Linked DNA regions of Homo sapiens: region 2 is linked to region 1. Evidence: read pairs that join two places in POLR2A ChIA-PET (ENCODE). Cell type or tissue: endothelial cell of umbilical vein. All regions are shown on one strand.

Region 1 (5,000 bases):
CTCTGCTCTGTCCTGGCCCACCTTGCCAAAACTCATTTCATCCATCCCTGACTGGACACTCTCACTGGACACCATTCCCTTTCCAGCCTCCATGCCTTTGTACAAGCTGTTCCCTCCCTTGAAATATGCATATTCTCTTTAGTCTACCTGGTAAACTTACACGTCCTCAAGACCCATTTCCAATGTGTGCTCTTCTCAAGGCTTTCCCTGACTCCCCTAGGAGTTGTCTGTGCCCTCACAATGCCTGGCACATCCTTTGGCTATTGCATTATCCATGACACATTGGGGCTTGGGGTCTGTATGTCTCCTCCCTCCAAACTGTGACCCTTTGGAAGGCCTGGCTCCAAATCACTCATCTCCATATAAAACAACAGAGTGGTAGTTTCCCCTTCCTCGTGTTCTTTCAACATTTTTCAGTTTCTGGAGCACTTTTAAGATCCTTGATCTCACTTAAACTCATCACAACTCAGGGAAGGAGACAGAGCCAAGATTAAAGCCCCCAGTTCGTCCCACCTTCCTGGCCAGGGCTTTTTCAGAAAGGAGATGTCCAATGGGGAGTGGGGGTTGGTTCTTTGGTATCTAAGGTTTCCAGCTCAGCAGGAGTTAGGGAGGTTGGGGCCTGCAGGTTGGCAGAGGGTGCAAGGGCAGATGGAGGCCACAGGAAAGGGTCAGGTCTAGGGTAGGTAGGAAAGAGCTGGATCTGATTTCAGATGTATACCTCTGTGGGGCCTTAGGCAGCACTCATTTCTTCTTTTCCTTTTCTTCTCTCTTCCTCCTCTTTCTTCTTCCCTTCCTCCCTCCCTCCCTTCCTCCTTTCTTCTTCCTTCTACTCTTCATTTCTTCCTCCTCCTCCTCTTTTTTTTTTGAGATAGGGTCTTGCTCTGTCACCCAGGCTGGAGTGCAGTGGTGCGATCTTGGCTCACTGCAACCTCTGCCTCCCAGGTTCAAGTGATTCTCCTGCCTTAGCCTCTCAAGAAGCTGGGATTACAGGCATGCACCCCCACACTTGGCTAATTTTTGTATTTTTAGTAGAGATGGCATGTCACCATGTTGGCCAGGCTGGTCTCGAACTTTTGACCTCAAGTGATCCACCCACCTTGGCCTCCCAAAGTGCTGGGATTACAGGTGTGAGCTACCGCACCCGGCCTTCTTCTTTTTTATTTTTTTTGAGACGGGGTCTTGCTCTGTCACCCAGGCTGGAGTGCAGTGGCACAGTCTCAGCTCACTGCAACCTTGACCTCCGGGGCTCAAGCAATCCTCCCACCTCAGCCTCTCAAGTAGCTAGGATTACAGGCATATGCCACCATACCTGGCTGATTTTTTACTTTTTTGTAGAGATAAGGTCCCACTATGCTGCCCAGGCTGGTCTTGATCTCTTGGGCTCAAGCAATCCTCCCGCCTTGGCCTCTCAAAGTGCTGAGATTACAAGCGTGAGCCACCGTGCCCAGCCTGCAATTTTCAATTCTCAATCTTCCATCTCTTGAATCGTTTTTAGCTCCATAAAAGGTAGCTCTGAGGGTCAAAGTGGAATGTATAAGATAATCCAAGTGTGGGTGCTCTGGGAATGAAAGGGACTGAAGAAACTATAGACATGGCAAATACATGCCCCTAAATGTATTCAAACACTTCAACTGCTCCCAGCTTGCTGACAAGTGATCTGTTATTGTTAGAACCCCCTCCCCCAGGTACTCTAAAAACTCATCACCAGAACCCAAGTCTTTTCCTTAAGGGCCTAGAGGCCCTCCCAGTACCACGAAAGCTCTTGAATGGGATCAAGGCCTTCTTAGGGCCCAAAGATAACCCCTCCCACTTCAGGGCTTGAGGGCACAGTGTTCAAGAGCTTGGAGCTTCCTATAGCTTACAAGTCTCTGATGGTGGCACTCACATCCCTTAGAGAGATTACAGGGGCCTGCACTGCTTGCCCAGCATGGGGCTCATGCTCCATTTCATCCAAAAGCAGTTCTGTTTGCAATCTCAAGGGCAGAAATACCATAATTTGCTCTGAATGTCTGCTCTGAGCTCTGGGGACCCTCAGGCTCAGAACAGGGTTGCTCCCAAGTCAAACATATCTCTCAGGTCACTATGGTATTCCTCCAGGAAGTTGTTTCCCAGGAAAGTCCCTGGGAAACAACTGGGAACGTGTGTCTGTCATTCAGGGGTAGCCTGGCTCAGGGCAAAGCTGGGAAAGACAGCAACAATTTTCCTCCATGATCTCACCAGGTTATCCTGGAGCCCAGAGATGTGTGTTCTCATCCTAGTTCTGACCTTGTTGTGATCACGGATGAATCACTTAGACTTCCCAGGTCTGTATGCCTCTGAATAGGGAGAGTGGGCCCTATCTCACAGAGGATCCAGCAATATTAAAGATATGAAAATTCTTTGCTGTTGACATTTGAATAATGGGAGAAAAATACCAGTGGGAGGGAACTGCAAATTAGTGGGCCTTGAGTCAGACAGATCAGAGTTTTGGCTCCAGACCTCCCTTACTGGCCAGATGACCTGAAACAAGTCATCTCGTACTTGGTAACACTCTTCCTGTGCTGCTTCAGGAAGCTGGTTCTCTAGAACCTCATGTTCAAACTGCAACTCAGGGATGCCTTCCCTGTCTGTGCAGGGAGGTCAGCTGATTGGTATGATCACATCTTTAGCATCTGTCTTCCCAGCCAGACTGAGGGCTCCCAGCAAGAATTTTGTCTGGCCTGTTCTCCAGAGGCCAACATGGGGCCTGGCCCATAGGTGCTCCCTGTTTCTGTATCACCTACAAGTTCTTTCAGTCTTGGCTGCCTCACTAGGCTGCTGGAGAAACCCAGAAGGTAGACGATGAGACCCACAAGTATGAGGCATTTGGAATGCATGGGCTACCCTGTGAAGAACTTTACCGGAGGTTGAAAGGGGGCAGAGTGCCCTGAACAGGAAGGCACAGGGTGGCCTTTGGCCTCCAGGGAAGGGAAGGAAGTATGAGACACAGGAAGAAATGCAAGCAGCAGGAGGAAGAGCGTTACCAAGCTGGGACTCCAGAGGCTCGAGGCCCTCTCCAGTGCCTGTGAAGCCTGTATGCGGGCTCTGCTCCTTGTAGCCTTGGAGACTTGAGCTGTGGCTCAGGAACTTGGCACTCAGTCCAGTCCCTGCTGCCTCCCACCTGCCCTGTAGCCCCATCTCCTTGCACTCACATTCCTTCCCACCATCTGCCACATGGAGCTCACCCTTTTCTCAACACCTGGTCTTTTCTGTCTCCCGACCACTGTGGAGGTTGTTCCCTCAATAGGAATGCACATCCCCTTCTCTACCTGGAAGATGTAGTAGCTCCACGTCCTTCCTATAGGGAAGCCATCCAGGACACTGCAGGCAGTCAGTTGCTCTCTCCATGGAGCCCTGCAGCTCCTTGGGCATCCTTCTCGCTATGCAGTGCAGTACTTCCTTCTCTCTATGCAGTGCAGCACTTATCACACTAGGTTGATGGCTGGTTTTCCTGTCTGTCTCGCTCCACACCCCCCCTCCACCCCCATCACCCCCTGACAACCAACTGGGAGCTATTTGAAGGCAGGGATCAGCTCAGCTCCTCTCTGTGGCCCCAGTGCCCAGCAGCGCTTGGTACCAAGGAGAGATCCTAAATAACCTGGGGCCTGGGTTCCATGCAGGAGGGACTACTTTGTGGTATCCCAAATGTCCAGCCTGTCACAGATGATATTATGGAGGAAGGTCACGGACAGGAGCAATCTTATTCAACTGCCTTCCAGGAAACTGAGGCCAATGGAGGGGTAGGGATTTGCCCAAGCTCCCGCAGCACATCAGCCACCGAGTTGGGCCTGGAACTCAGGGGTCCTGGTGCTTGGTCCCCAGCTCTAGCTGTAGCAGCTTTGAACAGTGTCCAGGCATTGAGCCAGGGTGTCTGGAGACCCCAGGGGCCCAGCCCATGCAGCTGATCACTCCACTCTGGCTCAGCCCCTCTGGCCCGGCTCTCAGCCAAAGGCAGCACGAGGCTCTGGCTGCCCCTGCCAAAGGTCAGGCCTTCAGCAATTTGGGAAGGTGGCCAGGCCACTTCCCTCAGACACAGCAAGACCTGGAGCAGTGTCTCTATTGGACTGTGGGCTCTGAGGCTGGTCCCCCAGGTGGACAGTGTCCTTCTTGCCAACTTGATTAGAACCTGGTTAAACCTGAGGTAATAATCTGAAGCCCACAGAGCAAAGCACAGTATGGAATATGAGTTCAACAAATGTTCATTAGCGTATCATTATTACTGTGACGACGATGAGATCCTACCCAGCACAGTAACTAAAAGCACAGGCCCTGAAGTGTGCCAGCCAGAGTGCAGTCAGGCCCGCCATTTACCAAGTTATGCAACTTATTTAATTTTTTTATGCCTCAGTTTTTGAACCTTAAAATGAGAATAATAGTATCTGTCTCATAGGGCCCTAGGAGAATTAAATCATTTAAAATGCATAAGGTGGCCCGGCGCGGTGGCTCATGCCTGTAATCCCAGCACTTTGGCAGACTGCTTGAGGCCAGGAGTTCGAGACCAGCCTGGCCAACATGGCAAAACCCCATCTTTACTAAAAATATAAAAATTAGGCCGGGCGCGGTGGCTCACGCCTGTAATCCCAGCACTTTGGGAGGCCGAGGCGGGCGGATCACGAGGTCAGGAGATCGAGACCATCCCGGCTAAAACGGTGAAACCCCGTCTCTACTAAAAATACAAAAAATTAGCCGGGCGTAGTGGCGGGCGCCTGTAGTCCCAGCTACTTGGGAGGCTGAGGCAGGAGAATGGCGTGAACCCGGGAGGCGGAGCTTGCAGTGAGCCGAGATCCCGCCACTGCACTCCAGCCTGGGCGACAGAGCGAGACTCCGTCTCAAAAAAAAAAAAAAAAAAAAAAAAAATTAGCTGGGCATGGTGGTGTGCGCCTGTAGTCTCAGCTACACGGGAGGCTGAGGCATGAGAATCGCTTGAACTCAGGAGGCGCAGGTTGCAGTGAGTGGAGATCACGCCACTGCACTCCAGCCTG
Region 2 (5,000 bases), 160 kb before region 1:
TATACCCTACACTATATCCTTCTAATCAAATCAGCAGGCATATATGACACTTAATGACAGGTTGTTCCACAAATAGTAATACTAAGTTTGTTAAGGTGTTAACTGCCATGTCTTCCCATTGTAAAGTACATTTACCCCTTTTTAATTAGTAAATTATCTGTGGGGTGATGCTTTGGTACCATGTGAATATCCTGTTCCCCAACAACTAACTGTTCACCTAATTGCTTGAGCATTTATTGATGATCCTTGCTTGAATGAGCTGCTGCACTGGGAGTTACATAGAAAATGTTCTTTTTTGGCCAGGCGCAGTGGCTCATGCCTGTAATCCCAGCACTTTGGGAGGCTGAGGCAGATGGATCATCTGAGGTCAGGAGTTCAAGACCAGCCTGACTAACATGATGAAACCTGTCTCTACTAAAAATATAAAAATTAGCTGGGCGTGGTGGTGGGCGCCTGTAATCCCAGCTACTCGGGAGGCTGAGGCAGGAGAATCTCTTGAACCCAAGAGGCAGAAGTTGTAGTGAGCGAAGATCAGGCCATTGCACTCCAGCCTGGGCAACGAGCAAAATTCCATCTCAAAAGAAAAAAATGTTCATTTTCTAAATATATAATTTCTTCTACAGTTATTAACTAGCATTCTTTTGTAAAGATTTTCTATTACTTTACTATTACTATAACCTCATGGATTTTTTTAAAGAATCAATATGTTGTAATCAATTATAGCTACTGTTCTTGGTTTTTCTTTTTGATGCTCAATTTGTCTCAAATTTGATAAATGGGAGCTCCTTCAAGATGACTCTTGTTCCTATTGACATGATCCCATTAATCTTTTTTTTTAATTGTGGTAAAAAAAATACATCTAACATAAAATTACCATCTTAACCATTTTTAAGTGCACAATTCAGTAATGTTACATATATTCACATTGTTGTGAAACATATCTCCAGAACCTCTTCATCTTGCAAATCTAAAACTCTATACCTACACAACAGTTCCCCCTCTCTCCCTTCAGTCTCTGGTAACCACCATTCTACTTTCTTTTTTTTTAAATATGACTACTTTAGATACCTTTTATAAGTGGAATCATACAATATTTATCTTTTTGTGACTGGCTTATTTCGTTTAGTATAATGTCTTCAAGATTTACCCATTGTGGCATGTGACAGGATTTCCTTCCTTTTTAAATATTTTTATTTTTATTTTTTTTCTATTTTTCTCACCACTCAATTTCCTTCCTTTTTAAGGCTGAATAATATTCCATTGTATATATACACACCATTTTGTTTAATCCATTCATCTGTCAGTAGACATTTGGGTTGCTTCCACTTCTTGGCTATTGTGAATTGTGCCACTATGAACATGGGTCTACAGATATCTCTTTAAGACCCTATTTTTAATTCTTCTGGATATATATGCAGAAGTGGGATTGCTGGACCATATGGTAGGTCTGTTTTTAATTTTTTGAGGAACTTCATACTGTTTTTCATAGCAGTTGCACCATTTTGCAGTCCTACCAACAGTGCACAAGAGTTCTAATTTTTCCCCATCCTTGCCAGCACTTATTTTTTTGTGCTTTTTTTTTTTTTTTGAGGCTGGAGTCTCGCCCTGTCATCCAGGCTGGAGTGCAGTGGTACAGTCTTGGCTCACTGCAACCCCTACCTCCCACATTCAAGTGATTCTCGTGCCTCAGCCTCCCAAGTAGCTGGGACTACAGGCGCACTCCACCACGTCTGGCTAATTTTTGTATTTTAGTAGAGATGGGGTTTTGCCATGTTGGTCAGGCTGGTCTCGAACTCCTGAGCTCAAGTGATCTCCCCATCTCGGCCTCCCAAAGTGCTGGGATTGCAGGTGTGAACCACTGTGCCTGGCTTGTGTTTTTGTTTTTGTTTGTTTTTTTTTATAGTAGCTATCCTAAAGGGTGTTAAATCAGTATTCATTGTTTTTGTGTCCCAACTAAGTATTGTTCACTGAAAAGCCAAGTAGTATATTATGGCTTCATTTTCTTTCTTGAATTGTTTATTTTTGTAGAGTTGTTAATTGCTTCAGTTTCTTTCATTAAATTTTTTTTTTGGGAGAGCTTTTTCCTAGAGCCTTCTGTTCTACTGCTCCAATTTGCACTGCTTGTTCTTTAGCCCTGCAACAGAGCTGTCATCCCAGGATTTTCCTCTGCTGCCCTCCTGGGTTGAATCCTGTTTCTTGGATCCTATATCTTCCTCTTTCTTATTTTTGGTTTTAGTAGAGGACATCCTCTGAGAATATCTAAGAAAGGGTGCATAGATGTTTTCTTTGTGTTTACATATCTGAACATGTCTTTATTCTATCCTCATACTTGATTGATAGTTTGATATAAAATTCTAAATTTAAAATCAATTTTTGCTCAGAAATTTGAAGACATGGCCAGGCGCAGTGGCTCACGCCTGTAATCCCAGCACTTTGGGAGGCTGAGGTGGGCGGATCCCAAGGTCAAGAGTTCGAGACCAGTCTGGCCAATATGGTGAAACCCCATCTCTACTAAAAAAAAAACATACAAAAATTAGCCTGGTGTGGTGGCGGGTGCCTGTAGTCCAGCCTGGGCAACAAAACAAGACTCCATCTCAAAAAAAAAAAAAAAAAAAAAGAAATTTGAAGACATTCAGTATTGCTCTTAAGAAGTCTGAAGTCTGTTATAAGTTTAACTTTTATTTCTTTGTATGTCATCTGTCTTTTTCTCTCTGGAAGTTCTTTTTGTTTGTTTGTTTGTTTTTGAGACAGTCTCGCCCTGTTGCCCAGGCTGGAGTGCAGTGGCGTAATCTGAGCTCACTGCAGCCTCCACCTCCCAGGTTCAAGCAGTTCTCCTGCCTCAGCCTCCTAGCTGGGATTATAGGCACCGGCCACCTGCCTGTAATCCCAGCTACTCGGGAGGCTGAGGCAGGAGAATCACTTGAACCCGGGAGGTGGAGGTTGCGGTGAGCCGAGATCGCGCCATTGCACTCCGGCCTGGGCAACAAAAGCAAAACTCCGTCTCAAAAAAAAAAAAAAAAAAGATAATAAGCATATTGGACTAAAAACTTTCTTTGTGCACCTTTGTAATTCCTCCCTTCTGCCTATCTCTGCCCCCTCTAATCCCCAGGCAAGATTGACCACTGATCTAGTGTCTACTGCAGTTAGTTTGCATTTTCTAAAGTTTTATGTGATGGAATCATACACTATGTACTCTTTTGAGTCTGGCTTCTTTGTCTCAAGATAATTATTTTGAAATTCATCCATGTTGCATGTTTATTTCTTTTTATTGCTGAGTAGTATTCCATTATATAGATTTATCCCTAAGTGAATGTTTACCCATTCACTTAGATGGGCATTTGGCTTATGTTCAATTTTTGGCTATGACAGATAAAACTGTTAGGAACATTCATGCACAAATCTTTGTATATATATGCTTTTATTTTTCTTAAGTAAATATCTAGAGTAAAATGACTGGGTCATACGGTAGGTGTGTGTTTAACTTTTTGAGAAACTGCCAGCTGGGTGCGGTGGCTCACGCCTGTAATCCCAGCACTTTTGGAGGCCGAGGCGGGCGGATCACGAGGTCAGGAGATCGAGACCATCCTGGCTAACACGGTGAAACTCCGTCTCTACTAAAAATACAAAAAATTAGCTGCGCGTGGCTCCTGTAGTCTCAGCTACTCGAGAGGCTGAGGCAGGAGAATGGCATGAACCCGGGAGGCGGAGCTTTCAGTGAGCCGAGATAGCGCCACTGCAGTCCGGCCTGGGCGAAAGAGCGAGACTCTGTCTCAAAAAAAAAAAAAAAAAAAAGAAAAGAAAAGAAACTGCCAAACTGTTCCCAAGTAGTTGTACCGTTTTTCATTTCTATTAGCAGTTGTATGAATTCCGGTTGCCCCCAGCCTTACCAACAATTGGGTATGGTCACTATTTTAAAATGTTTCCCCCAACTTTTTAATTATAAAATACACATAATATACACATAACCATCTTTTTAAAACCTCTTTATAAAAACGTTTTGGCTGGGTGCAGTGGCTCACGCCTGTAATCCCAGCACTTTGGGAGGCTGGGGTGGGCAGATCACCTGAGGTCAGGAGTTCAAGACCAGCCTGGCCAACGTGGTGAAACCCCGTCTCTACTAAAAATACAAAAATTAACCAGGCGTGGTGGCAGGTGCCTGCAATCCCAGCTACTCTGGAGGCTGAGGCAGGAGAATCGCTGGAACCCAGGAGGCAGAGGTTGCAGTGAGCTGAGATCATGCCATTGCACTTCAGCCTGGGTGACAAGAGTGAAACTCCGTCTCAAAAAAAAAAAAAAAGTTGTAAGTGTACATTTCAGTGGTATTAAGTATATTCATATTGTTGTACAGCCATCACCATATCCATTTCAATAATTTCTTGGTCTTGCACATCTGAAGCTTTGTTTTTTATTTTTTTAAAGATGAAGGTCTTGCTGTATTTCCCAGGTTAGGCTCAAACACCTAGGCTTAAGCAGTCCTCCTCCTCAGCCTCCTGAGTGTCTGAGACTACAGGCACACATCGCTGCACCCACTACAAATCCATAGCTCTATACCCATTAAACAATAACTCCCCATTCCCCTCCCCCTTGAGCCCCTGACAACCACCATTCCACTTTATGTGTTTATGAATTTGACTACTCTAGGTACCTCACATAAGTGGAGTCAGACAAAGTGGTATTTGTCTTTTCGTGACTGGCTTATTTCACTTAGCACAATGTCCTCAAGATTCATGTTTGTTGTTGCATGTGTCAGAATCTCCTTCCTTTTTAAGACTTAATAATACAGCATATGGATACCACATTTTGATTATCCATTTATATATCAATGGACACTTGGTTTGCTTCCACCTTTTAGCTTTGTGAATAATGCCGTTATGCATATGCATCTACACGTATCTTTTTGAGACCCTGCTTGCAATTCTTACATACCAAGAAGAGAAGAGGAATTGCTAGATCATATGCTAATTCTATTTTTATTTTTATTTTTGACATGGAGTCTAGCT

The links. Peaks named below come from ENCODE experiments on the same cell type or tissue, not always from the same donor. Only the 100,000 strongest peaks of a DNase experiment are listed, where the experiment ranks them.
Region 2: POLR2A ChIA-PET joins it to region 1 with 5 read pairs; 4 of 35 experiments call an interaction of 5 or more read pairs at or near these places.

Annotation. Positions count from the first base shown.
Region 1 is chr1:32,995,224-33,000,223 of GRCh38, forward strand. No RefSeq gene overlaps it. Among named protein-coding and RNA genes, the nearest start is that of RNF19B, 33 kb to the left of the region's middle. In endothelial cell of umbilical vein, no CTCF peak of the experiment used is centred here; DNase peaks (open chromatin) are centred at 2,318 and 2,958; H3K27ac peaks cover 3,188 bases.
Region 2 is chr1:32,834,562-32,839,561 of GRCh38, forward strand. All of the region lies in intron 5 of S100PBP (S100P binding protein), which reads left to right. Among named protein-coding and RNA genes, the nearest start is that of S100PBP, 19 kb to the left of the region's middle. In endothelial cell of umbilical vein, no CTCF peak of the experiment used is centred here; no DNase peak of the experiment used is centred here.